2 separate regions of the Mus musculus genome follow, and region 2 is linked to region 1. The links are chromatin loops, found by intact Hi-C in ENCODE. Cell type or tissue: left cerebral cortex. All regions are shown on one strand. Links, peaks and the distances in the headings refer to the core of each region. The heading gives the core; the rest is flanking DNA.

Region 1 (8,324 bases), core at 315-8,314:
GTCTCTCTGCTGTTATATCACCCTACAGAACAGATGCTGTTCTTATTAGATGTGCAAACTGTGAAGGAAGTAATGCAATTTGTCCAACCAACACAAAGCCCGTGAGCTGGGCTCCTGGCCCAGGCTCAACAACTTGAACTTGGTGGTAATGATGATGCCACTGCCTTCCAAGGCTTTTGTCTTTTTTCCCCCTTGCTTTCAAATGTTACACACTGGAGTAAAAACCACCATTCTGTCTGTATTTCTAAGGAAGAGGATGCAAGGAGCACTGACCCCTAAAGATAAGCACTGTTAGCTTGAACATGCAGCTGGTACCACACTGACTCCTTAGGATGTTCTGAACACAGTGTGACTTTGGACAAGTTGCTTAACCTCTCTGAGCCTCACTTCTCTCAAAGGAGGGGCCTGGATGACAGGACACAGCTGCTCAGCCCTCCCAGGCCTGATCAGAGAACTGTGTGCAACAGTTACACAATCGAGGCTGGCTCTGTTCTCATGCCTGAATGGGGCGGGTGACATTATCCTTGCCAATCCATCAGGGTGAGCCTTAAAGGTATCAGGGACAGGAGGGCCTGGGTCAGAAGACCTAAGTGGGTTCAAACTCTATCCAGGGCTGCTGCAGGCATCTCTGCTCTCTGAGGAAAGGTCCAGGCCATCTGGGAGCCAGCTTGCAGAAACTGAGGTCTCAGGAGATGAGTTGATATGGCCCTGTGCCAGGTCTGCATTGACAACTCCCAGCTGTCTGACCCTGGGCATGTCCCTTCTCTGAGCTTAGTGACCACCCCCTTCCAGGACTGTTGAGGTCAGGAGGTGGCACCTGTAAAGCACCTGGCACTGAAGAAACTCACCAGCATTCTTATAGACACTTTGCTATCTCACAGACTGTGGGCCTACTATGTGCTGGGCATTATTACCGCAGAGGAGAAAAACACAGGCCCTGCCCAGCATCCAGCAAATCTGCAGACTAGTGGCATAAGTCAGGGTTAAGTGGCTTCCTCACCATCAGTCTTCCAGAGCCTGGGAAGGAAAGGGAAAGCCAGCAAGACTCTTCATTTGCTTAGCTCCTTTGCTGGATCTGCAGGGGAGAAGAGTCTCCGGAAACTCAGAAGGCAGGGCCAGGCAGGGCAGTGTGAGCAAAGACGTGGGGGTGGGAGAGACCTAGAACATTCACGGAACACAGGCTCACGGGGTTTTCTTGGAATCCAAGAGCAAAATCAAAGCAAGTGGAAATCAGCCAGAAGGCTAAGAAGACTGGGGACCCACACTGGTGTGCTGCTGGATTTGGGGGTGGGGGTGGATGGGAGTCACAGAAGGTTGCTGAACAAGAAGCATCTTGTAGCTTGGATTTAGAATGTACCCCCAAAGGCTTATGTATGGAAGCCCTGGTCCCCTATAGCAGTGCACAGAGAGGAACTTTGGGAAAGTGACATTTATCTCATTAATGGATATGAGAGCGGCTCAAGAGTTTGAAGGACTACAAGGCAGAGGTAGAAACTGTAGGAGGGGGCCCACTGAAGGGAACAGGTCCTTGTGACTCCTTTGTCTTCCTCTTTGCTCTCCTTTGAACTCCCTACCACAATCTTCCTCACCACAGGCCCATTGTGATGCTCAGTAACCTTGGGCTGGCACCTCCACCCCCACCCCTTTTTATTTGTTTATTTGAGACAGGGTTTCTCTGTGTAGCCCCGGCTGTCCTGAACTCGCTCTGTAGACCAGGCTGGACTTGAACTCAGAGGTCTGCCTGCCTCTGCCTCTCAAGTGTTGGCATTAAAAGCATGAGCCAACACCAGCCGGCCTCCATTTCCCCTCCTAAGCTGTTTATCTCAATGGCATTAAGCTGACTGACCCTGGAGAGACAGGGAAAGGTCTCTGAACGAGGGAAGATGGTAGAGGGATATCACTCCTCCTCTGGCAGCAGCTCTTCTGCAGGGATCCCACCAGGACTTTCTCCTGCCATTCTATTTCATTCTAGATGGGCATTATACTCCGTTTATAGATATAGAAGCCGAGGCTCAGAAATAAGTCCTTTACCCAAGGTTACGGAGTAGACAGTGAGAAGGATGCACTTTCAGCCATTATTGGGAAGCCCCTCCCCTAGCCCCACCCCAACACCAAGACAAATCCAAATGAGAGGAACTGACAGGTTCATAGGCTGGTGCCAAGCCTGCACACCGACTGTCCCCACAGGTCCCGTATAGAAGCTGCTGCTTCTCGCCCAGTCACAGGGAGCTGTGGCATGGTAAAGTGAATGAGGAGAGGCCACACAGTTAAAGGGGAGAGGCAGGCTAAGTCTTTTGGCTGATTCTTATCACCCCCTGTGGCCTCTAACGTTGCTTGTTGCTTCTAAACACACCTGGAATGGGGAGGCTCTCAGGTCAGGGAGGCCTCTCCTAGAGTTGAAATCTACTGCCTCACACTGTCCCCGGCCCTCAGCAGCTAAGCCTCCAATGCAGCAGCAGCCTCTCTGGTTCTGCCCCAGAAACCAAGGCATCCTCACTACCTGGATTGTGACCTGCGGCGGCTATACCTTTGCTAACACTCTCTGAACGAGTGGATCTTAGTGTAAGTCTCTCTGGCACCTGGAGAGAGCTTTCTCTCAACTGGGGCTCCAAGCAATCAATGCCTATAGGTGTCTCTCAAGTCGCACCTGGCGTGATTCCCTAAGGTTCTGAAACACACAGCACATGGCCCATGTGATCCAAGCATCATTGTGTTGGGAAGGGAAAAACTGAGAGTGGGTGACTCACGGGAGGGGAAAGGTCTGGGTGTTCTGCCCCTTCTGCTTCACAAGGGAATGCCACCGAGTCACGCATGGTACCAGCTGTACTGAAACTACCTTGCAGGCTCATCCGGGAAGAGGATGGCTGGCTCCCCAACAGTCAACTGGCAGCAGTTCCAGCTCTTTAGGCTCCTTCTAGGAAGGGAAGAGGGCAGAACTCCACAGCGACCAGCAGACCTCTGACTTCAGTGCCCAACCATGCCACTGTACTCATATAAAAAGGTCTTTTTGAAAAGTTTGGGTAGAGAAGGGTATAATGAATGGCCTTGCAAAAACAAAAATAAAAGGAAAATTTGAAGTTGGTATGCAGTTTGAAAAGGCAGCAGCTGTAACATTTTATGATTCAATGCAAAAAATATGTTGAGGTCCTCAGCTGAATAAGTAGAATAAACAAATAATTTTTTTCTTTCTGTCGCTCTTCTGAGATGTAGGGAGGGTGGTGTTATCTGAAGATTTCTTTGCTGTTCTTTTAGGATCAATGCTCAAAGGAATGTAAAAACGCCCTTTAAAAATAACGTATTCTGAATTTACAGAAGAATCTAGGCAGAGCGCAAGAGCTAAGAGAGGCCAAAGCGGACGTTGCTGGGCAAAGACACATGGTAGTAAGACACCTCCCCTTGCAAAGAGGAAGAAACCGCAGAATGTTCCTGACTCGGCACCCCTTCAGAGTGGTGCAATGTTTATGTTTGTGTATCCAACTCCGTGGTGTTGCGGCGGACTCACTGCCTACCCTGTAGTCATGGAGTTTTGTGGAAGGACACACACACACACACCATTTCGGTCTTCCCAGGTGTGATGAGTACAGTTTGTCCCACAGAGTGGCGGATTCAAGGCTCTTGGCCCTGAGTCCTTGGTGTGCTCAGCTTCTGTTCAGTGGAGATGAAAGGCACGAGGGCAGATGCCTTTAATCCTTAGTAAGTCAGGGACAGGAGGATCTCTATGAGTTCAAGACTAGCCAGAGCTACACAGCAAGATCCTCTCTGAAACAAACAAAACAAAACAAAAGAAAGTTGTGTTGGGGGACAGAGGAGCAGCGGCTAGCAGCATCCTCTTGATGCCACGCGACGACAATGTTCTGGGCCGTCCCTAGGCGGCGCTGTGGAGCTCTACCCAAGTCTCCCCCACCCCACCCCCCCAACCCCAATGTTAAACCTGGGCTCCAAAGATCTTGCAACCCTCCTCCCTTTGCTCCAAGTAAGTCCTCTAGGGACCACCGCGGTAAAGATAACACTCCGGGGTGGGGGGTGGGAACTAACTGGAAGCATTCCCTTGTTCAGCGTAAAACTTTTAAAGTGACATTCAAGAAGGACGTCTCAACTCTCGCCATTTGTCCTCGGTATAGCCAGAGGGCTATAGACCGAATTAGTCATCTCTCACTACCCACTCCCCTTTCCCGCTCAGCTCGCCACGCCCACCACTCCAGCAGCCAGAGCCGGGCCAGCTGAGAACGTGATACCAGGAGTGGCCCCGCTCGTTCGGCGGAGACCCGCGGAGGGGAGCAGGGCAGGTGTCCTCAGGCCGCGCGTCCTGGCCACCCGGGCTGGCAGCGCGCCGTCCTGCCTGCGAGCCCAGAGGACAGGAGGGTGGGGGCCGGGCTGCGAGCCAGCGCTCAGAGCCGAGAGGCTCCTAGGCCGATGACGTCTTTGCTTTTGGCTTTGGCGGCGCCAAGCTCGGTAGGGCGGGTGACGTCACCGCCCGGTCACGTGTCTGCCATTCAAACAAACAAACCGTTCTCCCCCACCCCCACCCCACCCCCCGCTTCTGTGCCGCGCCCGGGACCGCCCCCGAGAGGCTACATAAAACCGCGCTCCGTCGGACGAGCGCGCAGTGAAGGACTGGCGGGAGGAAAGCGCGGTGAAGCCAGATTAGGAGCAGCGAGCACTTGGGGACTTAGGGCCACAGGACACCGCACAAGATCGACCGACTTTTTCTGGAGAACCGCAGAACGGGCACGCTGGGGTCGCTGGGGCTGGCCATGGTGATGGAGGTGGGCATCCTGGACGCCGGGGGGCTGCGCGCGCTGCTGCGAGAGGGCGCCGCGCAGTGCCTGTTGTTGGATTGTCGCTCCTTCTTCGCTTTCAACGCCGGCCACATCGCGGGCTCAGTGAACGTGCGCTTCAGCACCATCGTGCGGCGCCGCGCCAAGGGCGCCATGGGCCTGGAGCATATCGTGCCCAACGCTGAACTGCGTGGCCGCCTGCTGGCCGGAGCCTACCACGCCGTGGTGCTGCTGGACGAGCGCAGCGCCTCCCTGGACGGCGCCAAGCGCGACGGCACCCTGGCCCTGGCCGCGGGCGCGCTCTGCCGAGAGGCGCGCTCCACTCAAGTCTTCTTTCTCCAAGGTACGCTCTAGCTCTGGCAGGACTTATGCCATCAGCTAGGGAAGGGGCGTCCCACCTGGAGTATGGGGGCGCCGGCGTCCAGTCTCCAGGGGCTTGTCAGTGGCTTTGTTTCACTCCCATAACAAAGACTTCCTTAAGCCTTCCTTGTAAACTCGCAGCCCCTGGTGGGTGAGTGGCTTGTCTCCAGGTACTGTGTCGGTGGTGCTAATGAGAAAATATGTACCTTTGTATTCTCAGGAGGATATGAAGCGTTTTCGGCTTCCTGCCCTGAGCTGTGCAGCAAACAGTCCACCCCCACGGGGCTCAGCCTCCCCCTGAGTACTAGTGTGCCTGACAGTGCAGAATCCGGATGCAGCTCCTGTAGTACCCCTCTCTACGATCAGGTTAGTAGGAGTCCGGGTCCATGCAGGGCAGGGAGGTGGCAGAGCTGGCAGAGGTCTAGGAGGATTGTGCCAGGAGGATATAGAAAGCGGCTGCAGCTTTATTTATACTAGCGGGGACACGAGGATCTTTAGTCCATCATGAAGCAATTGGATGGAGCTGAGTCTCCCAGTTGCTGGCACGGAAGAGCTTGTTGGCTCTGTCCAGGCCAATGGGCTTGATTCTTTACGAATATTTTAATATGTCAACAGCAGTGCTGAGGTCACCAGTTTCAGAAACTCCCGTTTTCAGCGGGGAGTTTTTGTGGGCATGGGTACTGGTGCTCACGCTGGACGAGCTTGACGAATGCTGGACTGTTTTTTTGACTTCAGGGGGGCCCAGTGGAGATCCTGTCCTTCCTGTACCTGGGCAGTGCCTATCACGCTTCTCGGAAGGATATGCTTGACGCCTTGGGCATCACCGCCTTGATCAACGTCTCAGCCAATTGTCCTAACCACTTTGAGGGTCACTACCAGTACAAGAGCATCCCTGTGGAGGACAACCACAAGGCAGACATCAGCTCCTGGTTCAACGAGGCTATTGACTTCATAGGTAAATGGAATAACTATCTGGAACCTCTGCTTCTGTCCCTACTGTAGCCACTGAGCCCAGTCTTTTGGGTGGCAGCTTAAATGATCCTCACCCAAGCCTTCCTCCTCACTGAGACTCAGTTGAACTGACTGTCTTGTCCAGGATTATAAGTGTAGATACCCAGTCCGGGTTTAAATCCCCTGCTATCCTTTGCATAGTATACACATAGGGTCTGCATGACTGCAAGAGGCAGACCCTGGCCATTTCTGGACAGGACACAAGACATTTCTTAGCCATCCTTGATCTGGGCTCAGCTGTTCTGAGTTTTTGAGTAACCCATAACTTTATTTTCCAGACTCCATCAAGGATGCTGGAGGGAGAGTGTTTGTTCATTGCCAGGCCGGCATCTCCCGGTCAGCCACCATCTGCCTTGCTTACCTCATGAGGACTAACCGGGTAAAGCTGGACGAGGCCTTTGAGTTTGTGAAGCAGAGGCGGAGTATCATCTCCCCGAACTTCAGCTTCATGGGCCAGCTGCTGCAGTTTGAGTCCCAAGTGCTAGCCCCTCACTGCTCTGCTGAAGCTGGGAGCCCTGCCATGGCTGTCCTTGACCGGGGCACCTCTACTACCACAGTCTTCAACTTCCCTGTTTCCATCCCCGTCCACCCCACGAACAGTGCCCTGAACTACCTTAAAAGCCCCATCACCACCTCTCCAAGCTGCTGAAGGGCAAGGGGAGGTGTGGAGTTTCACTTGCCACCGGGTCGCCACTCCTCCTGTGGGAGGAGCAATGCAATAACTCTGGGAGAGGCTCATGGGAGCTGGTCCTTATTTATTTAACACCCCCCTCACCCCCCAACTCCTCCTGAGTTCCACTGAGTTCCTAAGCAGTCACAACAATGACTTGACCGCAAGACATTTGCTGAACTCGGCACATTCGGGACCAATATATTGTGGGTACATCAAGTCCCTCTGACAAAACAGGGCAGAAGAGAAAGGACTCTGTTTGAGGCAGTTTCTTCGCTTGCCTGTTTTTTTTTTTCTAGAAACTTCATGCTTGACACACCCACCAGTATTAACCATTCCCGATGACATGCGCGTATGAGAGTTTTTACCTTTATTTATTTTTGTGTAGGTCGGTGGTCTGCCTTCACAAATGTCATTGTCTACTCATAGAAGAACCAAATACCTCAATTTTGTGTTTGCGTACTGTACTATCTTGTAAATAGACCCAGAGCAGGTTTGCTTTCGGCACTGACAGACAAAGCCAGTGTAGGTTTGTAGCTTTCAGTTATCGACAGTTGTATGTTTGTTTATTTATGATCTGAAGTAATATATTTCTTCTTCTGAGAAGACATTTTGTTACTGGGATGACTTTTTTTATACAACAGAATAAATTATGACGTTTCTATTGAGCTCTCCGTGCTTTCTTTGGTGACCCCACTCTTGAGCAAGTGGCACAGGGAAGCAGTGGACCACTGTTGCCAACGTGGGTGGGGCTGGAGTCTGCTCCTTTTGGTTGACCCATGGGTTCCGAGGGAGGAATGCAGAAGAACTGTGTGAAGCACTAGGAGAACTGTGTGAAGCACTAGGAGAACTGTGTGAAGCACTAGGAGAACTGTGTGAAGCACTAGGAGCTATGTGAAGCACTAGATCTTAGCAGAGGGTCCTTTAACATGCACAGGCAATGCCATGCCACCCAGGGAACCTGAGTGTCTGCAGAAGCATTTACCTGAATTACCTTCTTTTATTAATCTCTTCCTTAGGAGTCATGGGCAAGATCTCCCCTTCCTGAACTATGTGCAGAATCCCTGGATTAATGCGTTCTCAGGATATACAAAGCTTGGGAGGAGCCGACCCTCAGAGAGGCTCAGGTGTTAAGCAGAGGAAGATGGGAGGCTCTGAGAGCTGAGCAACTGAGCAGGGAATTGGGAACTGTGCTTTGCTTTCTAATCCTATGGCCTTTAAACTTTGTCGCTTGTCTATATCATATGTGTGTGTGTGTGTATCCTTGAACAAGGCTTTTACATCTTTAAAAATAATGCATCAAATAATAATAATAAAAGAACCCAAGCTCTATATGCATGTACAGGGAAGAAATAACTTGCACTCCCTCTTACTTTTTGGAGGGTTTGTACAACGACCTCTACATAGAAATATCATTTTTGGCAGCTGTCTCCTTCAGGTCACTTGCTGTTCTTCATAACTGTGTTTTAGACATAGGCAATTAAGTCACACTTGCTGCAGGGCAG
Region 2 (8,324 bases), core at 307-8,306, 52 kb before region 1:
CTGCAAGGACAGCTTTCTTGCCCGACAGGCAGCACACATCCCCCTCCCTCCTTGAAGTGAGCACACAGCTAGCCAGGGGAGGAGCACACCACTCTTAGATCATGGGGTCTCAACACGGGGACTGCCACTGTGGCAGAGCTAGCCATTGCCTCTCTCCTGAAAGTGGGGCTCAGGCTCTGGGGACGGAGGCTGTCAAAGCCTCTGGAGTAACAGGCAGCAAGTGCCACCAGTCAGCCGGAACTGGGAACAACACCCCCGGACCTAGGTAACAAAAGCCAGTTCTGTGAGTTCAATGATCAGTATCAGTAAAACCGCTCAACGGGAACAAAGCAAACACGGTAATCATTTAAGGCTCAACCTCCGCCCTTAACCCCTAAAACTCAGAAAGGGCCAATTCAAGGATGAGGAGAGAGGGCCTTGGGATGCAGCTCTGTGGGAATTTGCTTAGCATGCACGAGTCCTGGGTTCTCCTCCAAGCACCAAAAACAGGAAAGAGGGATGCAGAATTCTCCACCAGCAGCTGGCACATGCAATCACACTGGACAAACTGGAGAGGTGTGTTTTGCCCAAGGGGGGACCTCTAGTCAAGTACCATTCCACCTGCAGACGCAACCACATACAAACTGGATATAAATCCTGGCCCTTAGGAGGTCAGATACTGATGAAAGGGAAGAGAAGATGGCAGAATTCGCTAATTACAGAGCAGGTGCCTCGGTCAAAGGGTACAATAATGGCGGCAGGCAGAGGACAGTGCTTGCTGGTCCCACATGCCACCTGGTCTCATGTGAGGATGTCGATCATACCCATTTCCTAGGCAGGAAAACACACCCAAGTTAGGAAGCTGGGTTCCCCTTGGTCTTGAACTGGTGGGAAATGGGGATGTTCTAATCACTGTACGCCCCCTGTGCTCCCCACTATTAAAAGGTTTGACAAAGTGGTGGCTTTTCAAGATTCCCCTTGTGCCCCAGAGCTAAGGCTTCAATGCCAATAGGCCAAACTCCGACTCCAGCTTTATCTATATCCATGCAAAGTGCTTTTGCCAGAGGGGTCACCCTCACCAGGGTTTAAAAGGAAGACTCATTCACTCTCTTCAGTGACAAAGGGATGGATGTCAAGTTTGCTTATATAGTGGCTACTCCTAGAACCCAGTCATGTGACACGTTCCCCCTCCCCCCCACACATGCAACACTCCTCTGGCAATTCCACAGGGTTGTGCCATATGCCACCCATCCCCTAATGATAGTCCAAGTGGCAGGTGGCTAAACACTGGGTACAACCCTCAGCAAGCCGATGAGTGGCCCTGTATGTGGTAAAGGTCTGTAGAACGGCGGAGCCTTCCTTCACAGTGAGTCCTAGAGCTCTGCTATGTCAACGTCTGAAAGAGAAGAAAGACATGGGCTGGACCCACAGCTCACCCTGCGTGAGGAGATCGAACGGTGGGGAATCCATTCTTACTGGTCTCCAGTGAGCCCCAGCAAGCAAGGACTTTCTCAACTGGCATTAGTGGGAACCCTGTGGCACCCGGGCACTCAGGGCCTGAGACACATCCAGAAAGCCCCAAGGCAGTAGCAGCCGAAAGTTGAGCGGTGTGCTCCTTAAATATCAATGCCTTAAACTAGTCAGTAATAAGCAGGCCCTGACAAGGCTAAAGCTGGCCCCAGCTGTTTTCCTTTTTTTTTTTTTTTCATCTCACCTGCCCCCAGCCCCCAAACTTCCAACTGGAGCCCAGATCTGCCCAGCCCTTCCAGCATGCAGGCGGGGCATGCAGGCGGGGCAGAGAACTGACAAGATGAAGTAACCAGAACAGTTACTTCTTTAACAAACTCAAAATCCCTAGGACTTGCAGAACCGTGTGGGGACAGGAGGGTTGGGACCCTTTCCGGTCAGCCCTGGGAGGTTTGAGGGGGGGGCCTGGATGTGCCCACTGCCCTTCTTTCTGCATGGGCACACTGTGGTAATGGGTGTCCCTAAAACTGGCTCAAAGCCCTCTCGGTTCAAAGCTACCATGGTCTGTATGCTTTTGTCTAAGCCCAGGTATGGACCCCGGGGCTACCTCAAGCAAGCAGGAAGCTGGTTTGCCAGATAGTACCAGTGCCCAGAGTGAGCTAAAAACCACTTTGGCTGGTTAAGAGGTCTGAAACCAATGTCCTCTCTGGGCCCTGACCCCAGGTTGCCCATATGCCACCACATGATCCGAATCTTGGGCCGTTTTTAGATTGGTTGTCACTCTGTTCTGCCTCTATACACATCAGTAAGAGGGGGAGGATGAGGGGAAACTGTGACCAATGGAGGAATACCCGTTCTCTGGCTGTGGGGAGCGCTCACAGATCTCCTCAGTCACAGATGCCCTACTTCTGAGTTCCATGTGATGGAGACTGGGTCAGGGGTGCCTTACAATCCCTGTCTTTCAGGTGGTGACCTTATTTTTAGTACCAATTTGCAAGAGGTGAAACCAATATTTTGAGCATGCCCAGACACCTGCTGGGGTTAGCCAGCTGAGCGGTGAGGGGCTGCACCCTAAGCCTTTGCTTCTAACATTGAGAATCTACTAAGCAGCTGGGTAGAGAGGTACAGCCAGGCTTCTAATCCTTTTGCTCCAAAGTATCCCAACAGCCCAGAGCATCTCAGAGCGTCTTATGTCAAGGGAATGTCTGGTGGGGAGGCCCTTCCCATGCAGGCTTCCAGAAGGCCTGGCCCTATACAATGGTGTTCCAGGAGGCAAAGAACCTTCTGCAGAACCTCGAGATCCCAGCATCCTCCTCTTCCCGCACTGTCCCCATGGCTTGCGGGAACAGGCCTCCACATCTGGTAGGTAGAGGATTCTCAGGCTCTGAAGAACTAAGCTTCTCCAACTGCTGCCAGATTGAATGGGGCTGCAGCCCTCAGATCCCACCGGGCAAAGCCAGGCGCGCGGCCCCACCTGTCAGCCAGGACAGGGTCCACTAGGGAAGACTGGGGAGAAAGCCTGAGGATGCCTGAGCTCCTTTTATTTGGGATTTGGGAGGAGATTTGGTTCCCAGGTTGGGGGAGGGGAATGAAAGATGTCAGGGGCAAGCTGGGGACACCGCGCCGTGGAAAACAGAGTGCGAGGGCTTGCCAGGGCTGCACGAGGGGTGGGGGTAGGGCTCGAACCCCGAGGAAGGCCGCGGTCCCCTAGGGCCTGCCGAGGCGTGCACAGTGCACCAGGGTCGCATTTGCACGTAACGGGGGGTGGGGGGTGGTCGTCGCCGGCTGCAGAGGGCCTCGGGCCCGGGGCCTCACTCACCTCCTGAAGTCAAAGGGCATCGTGCCGCCGAGCCGGTGGGAGCGTTGCAGGCCAGGCGGGCCGCAGCGCCGCGTGGGTCCGAGCCCGCTGCCAACGCCTCCTCGGCCGCCCCGCCCCCGCCAGCCTGCCCGACACTCGCCACTCGCCTCCCGCCGCCGGGAAGTGACGCTCCACGCAGCCCATTGGGCGCCGCCACATCCACCGGCCGCCCCTTCCGCCGCCCCATTAAAGGGGCCCGAGGGCCCGCTGAATGGGAAGGCCCGAGAGTGGGATGCTACCCAAGCCCAGGTCTCCAAGACTCCCGCTTTGGTTCTTTTTGGCCTCTGATCTTTTTTCCTAGCGTAAGTGGGGCCTCAGGACAAATCGCTCTGCCTCAGGCAGTGGGTTTTGTGCTTGTAAAACAAAGCCATTGCGTTGTGAAGATCAGAGAAAAATGCTACAAATTGCGGGTCCATGCTTGGTGCTAGTTCTGGGTGAAGGTTAAAACTGGGGGATGGGCAACGCAGTCCTAGATTGAGAAAGTCCACCCACCTCCCACCCATCCCTTGCTTCTTAGGAAAAGCCATCTGGCTCCCGAGATCCACCACCACCCCTTTCTCTATCTGTATAACTGTTAATCCCACTTTTCAACTTTTCATAGGTATCAAAGGAGGTAGTTGGGGCCCTGCTTTAGTGAACAGCCTGGCATCTAGTGACAGCTTCTCCACCTGTTAGAGTTGGGCTTAGCTAGCCACTTCTATCATCTTTCTTCGGGATTGATGCCAACCAGTACTCGTTGAGCATCTACCAACCTGAAGTCAGGAACTTGCAGGGTTATCCAGAGGCTCTGAGTTTGCACGGTTAGAAATGGTAACATACCGCTGATTGCCCCTAGGAGCCTCCATTCTCAGAAACACAGAAGTACAGAGGAAAACCTCCCTCAACTTGCTGGGCTAGAGGAGGAGGCAGCTGAACTCTAAACTTTTTGTGATTGGCTGGTCTTAGTTGTCAATCTGACATACCTGGAAGAGATTGAAGAAATGGCTCCACTACATTAGCCTAAGGGCTTGTATGTGTGTAAAGTTTTCTTAGTTCCTAAGTAATGATGTAGGAAGGCCCAGCCCTCTATGGGTAGCAACATTCCTAGGATGGGATCCTGGGATCAGAAAGCTACTGCATATGAGCAGTGGAGCCCATTAGCAGCCTTCCATCCTCCACAGGTCTCTGCTTCAGTTTCTGCTTCATGGTTCTTTTTTTTTTTTTTTTTTTTTTTTTTTTTTTTTTTTTTTTTTTTTTGTTTGGTTTTTTTGAGACAGGGTTTCTCTGTATAGCTCTGGTTGTCCTGGAACTCACTTTGTAGACCAGGCTGGCCTCGAACTCAGAAATCCACCTCCCTCTGCTGGGATTAAAGGCGTGCGCCACCACGCCCGGCCCTGCTTCATGGTTCTTACCTTGAGTACCTACTTACCCAGACTTCACTCCCTGAAGGGCGTGTGGATGTATGAGCCAGATAAACCCTTTGCTCCCAGAGCTGCTTTGGTGGGAGTTTATCACAGCAGAGAAAAAGCAAACTAGGACACCCATGTAGGGGAAATCTGACTTCTGAACTTCCCTGGGTTCTGCTGCTGATGCCTTCTTCAAAGCTGCGATTTAAGACAACAACTTAAGGAGAAAAGTGGGGATCCAAGTTCAAAAGGCAGGATGGGCAGGGAGGCAGTGTCCTGACATAAAAAGCTCCTTGGTTTCCTGAAGGATAAGCGGGCAGCAAGATTCAGGGTCTGCAGTGATGGGCGATTCCACCAGGTTCTTCTCTTTCTGACAACCGGAATCCCCCTTCCATTCATTCATCCATTCATTCATTATTCATTCATTCATTCGTCATTCATTCATTCATTCATTCAACAAACACCCGCACCCCATGCTCTTATGTATGGGAAATGAGAAAGTTTTAGCCAGTCCTGGAGCCTGGGAGCAGCAGAAAGAAAAAGCATCCTGGGACCTTCTGGAACCACTGGGTACAGATAAACCCAAAACAGAAGTTGTATGGTGTGGGCAATTGATCTCATGTCTTCCCTTTTTAGAACATGATCCAGAGACTAGCTCTTGGACATCTTGGGGACTATTCTCATCTTTAGCCCAGATTCTCCTAAAGAATCTCAGATGTGCCCTTGAGCATGATCAAGGATAACAATGCCCAGCAGAGTAAATGACGATAAGACTGCCTGAGCTGGGCAGTGGTGGCGCATGCCTTTAATCCCAGCACTCCAGAGGCAGAGGCAGGCGAATTTCTGAGTTCGAGGCCAACCTGGTCTACAAAGTGAGTTCCAGAACAGCCAAGGCTATACAGAGAAACCCTGTCTTGAAAAAACAAAAAACAAAAACAAAAAGACTGACTGGTGTTGGTATCTTTTACACAGAGAGAAAAAGCTCCCAGTTTTTGGCTGGATACATAGAAACTTGCATTTCACAGCTTCCCTTGCAGCTAGGCATGTCTATGTGATCAAGTTATTGAAATGCAGGGAGAAGGTGGCTTTAGGAAGAGTTGATGTATGCTCTTTGCCCTGTGTGTCGCTTTATGCAGCTGGCTGCCTAGAATGTGGATGCCACTATCTCAAACCACCAAATGGAAACCACATGGAACAAAGCAACAAGACAGAAAGAGCCCAGGTCTTATCACTCTGCCGTTCTATGTGTTTATATAAGACTGAAATAAGCATCCATCTTATTGGAACTACTGTTGTTTTGGATTGCTGAACGCTTACACTGGAACTCAGTGGTAACACTCACGTCCAGCCCAATCACCTGACTGCTCAAATAGTGCACAGAGAATTTGCCAGTCCACTATTACCTAATGTCCTACAATTTTCCTTGGGAGAACTTAACACAACTCAGGACTGGATTAACTGGCTAGTGACTGCACCCCCAATTTGAGTGGAGGTTTCCATAGCCACCCAGAGAGTTCTATGCCCCAGTATAGGGGAATGCCAGGGCCATTGGGGACCCTCTAGTCCAATGGATGACTGTGAGCACCCACTTCTGTATTAGCCAGGTACTGGCATAGCCTCTCAGGAAACAGCTATATCAGGCTCCTGTCCACATGTATAGGAGGCACATTTCTCTCTTTCCTTTCTTTCTTTCTTTCTTTCTTTCTTTCTTTCTTTCTTTTTGGTTTGGTTTTTTTTTTTTTCTTTTTGGTTTTTTTTTTTCAGACTCAGAAATCTGCCTGCCTCTGCCTCTGCCTCTGCCTCTGCCTCTGCCTCTGCCTCTGCCTCTGCCTCTGCCTCCTCTGCCTCTGTCTCTGCCTCCTCTGCCTCTGCCTCTGCCTCTGCCTCCTCTGCCTCTGCCTCTGCCCCTGCCCCTGCCCCTGCCCCTGCCCCTGCCCCTGCCCCTGCCCCTGCCCCTGCCCCTGCCTCTGCCGCCCAAGTACTGGGATTAAAGGCATGTGCCACCACTCCCCGGCTAGGAGGCACATTTCTACAGCAGCATGGTCACATGGTCTTCTCATAGGTCGGGGAGGATGGGAGTGGACTGACCTGCATGTACCTGCAGGGACTTTTGAGGTCTGGAAGCAAAGCGAGCTGCCCATCTCCTGTTAACCAACCTAGGAGACTGTGGGAGATGGAACAGAGGAAATCAGACATGTGGCACAAGATGTGGGACTACTCTAGACCTCTTTGAACATGGCAGCAGCTAGTAACAGTTGAGTTTGGGAACTACTGATATTATGGTACTTGTGGTGGTCAGTCTCCAGTGGTCTTCATCTGCCAGTAGCCCCAGTCTCTGAATAGTCACCTCCCATAGTGAATAGGTCTAGCCTGTGTAAGTCAACAGGATATTGTCAGTGTGACTCCTGAGGCTTAGTTTATTAGATATTTTCTTCATTTACACTTTAAATGCTATCCCATTTCCCGGTTCCCCCTCTGAAAACCCCCCCATCCCCTCCCCACCCTGCTCACTAACCCACCCACTCCCACTTCCTGGCCCTGGCGTTCCCCTATACTGGGGCATAGAACCTTCACAGGACCAAGGGCCTCTCCTCCCATTGATGACCAACTAGGCCATCCTTTGCTACATATGCAGCTAGAGCCACGAGTCCCACCATGTGTTTTCTTTGGTTGGTGGTTTAGTCCCAGGGAGCTTTGGGGGTACTGGTTAGTTCATAATGTTGTTCCTCCTATAGGGCTGCAAACTCCTTCAGCTCCTTGGGTACTTCCTCTAGCTCCTTCATTGGGGACCCTCTAGTCCAATGGATGATTGTGAGCATCTACTTCTGTATTAGCCAGGTACTGGCATAGCCTCTCAGGAAACAGCTATATCAGGCTCCTGTCAGCAAGCTCTTGTTGGCATCTGCAATAGTGTCTGGGTTTGGTGGTTGTTTATGGGATGGATCCCCGGGTGGTGCAGTTTCTGGATGGTCATTCCTTCAGTCTCTGCTCCACACTTTGTCTCTGTAACTCCTTCCATGGGCATTTTGTACCCCCTTCTAAGAAGGATCAAAGTATCCACACTTTGATCTTCCTTCTTCTTGAGTTTCATGTGTTTTGCGAATTGTATCTTGGGTATTCCGAGCTTCTGGGCTCACAGGCCTCTTTTTCTGGGGAAATCCCAGTACCATGCCTTAAGGATGCTTTCTCTCAGAGGGCTCCTGCCACAGCCAGGTGAGGAGCCCTCCAGGAAGTCTACTGACCCAGGTCACAGCCCAGAGTGCAGCCTGGCCCACACTTTAGCTCCAGTTCTAAGGGGACCCTGAGCCAGAATTCCCCAGCTAAATTGCTCCTAAATCTTGACCCCTAGAAACTATATCATAACAAGCATTTAAGCCACTGAATTGTGGGAAATCGGTTATACTGCAGTTAAGGGACATACACTGGCATTCTCTTTCCTCCCTCACCCCAGCCAGCCTGGACAAGCCACTTTTAGAGTCAGAGAAGTCTCTAGCTGGGTGACCTGGACGAGTTGTTGAAATGGCTATCTCCAGGCCTGAGCTAAAGTGTATTAAGTCCTTATACCTGTGGCAGATTGCCTGAGGCTGCACTACTGATTGTGACCTCAGGTCCTGGGGTCCTGGGCCATCCCCTCC

The links. Hi-C counts contacts between places; a loop is a spot of excess contacts. Peaks named below come from ENCODE experiments on the same cell type or tissue, not always from the same donor. Only the 100,000 strongest peaks of a DNase experiment are listed, where the experiment ranks them.
Region 2: it touches region 1 in a loop (5-fold over the local background); 10 of 42 quality-filtered maps call a loop at or near these places.

The regions. Positions count from the first base shown.
Region 1 is chr17:26,504,754-26,513,077 of GRCm38, reverse strand. It overlaps Dusp1 (dual specificity phosphatase 1), which reads left to right and starts at 4,606. Exons shown (of 4, transcript NM_013642.3): 1 at 4,606-5,121; 2 at 5,359-5,504; 3 at 5,874-6,093; 4 at 6,428-7,487. The coding sequence starts at 4,755. The coding sequence ends at 6,798. In left cerebral cortex, for the core only: CTCF peaks have their summits at 3,849 and 4,980; DNase peaks (open chromatin) are centred at 6,559, 6,753, 7,630, 7,779 and 5 more places; H3K4me3 peaks cover 4,196 bases; H3K27ac peaks cover 4,911 bases.
Region 2 is chr17:26,556,574-26,564,897 of GRCm38, reverse strand. Ergic1 (endoplasmic reticulum-golgi intermediate compartment (ERGIC) 1) reads right to left here and starts at 3,386. Exons shown (of 10, transcript NM_026170.3): 1 at 3,266-3,386. The coding sequence starts at 3,285. It overlaps 1700049J03Rik (a long non-coding RNA gene), which reads left to right. Exons shown (of 4, transcript XR_001782188.2): 1 at 1-2,808. In left cerebral cortex, for the core only: no CTCF peak of the experiment used is centred there; DNase peaks (open chromatin) are centred at 2,332, 2,818, 2,963 and 3,443; H3K4me3 peaks cover 2,678 bases; H3K27ac peaks cover 2,124 bases.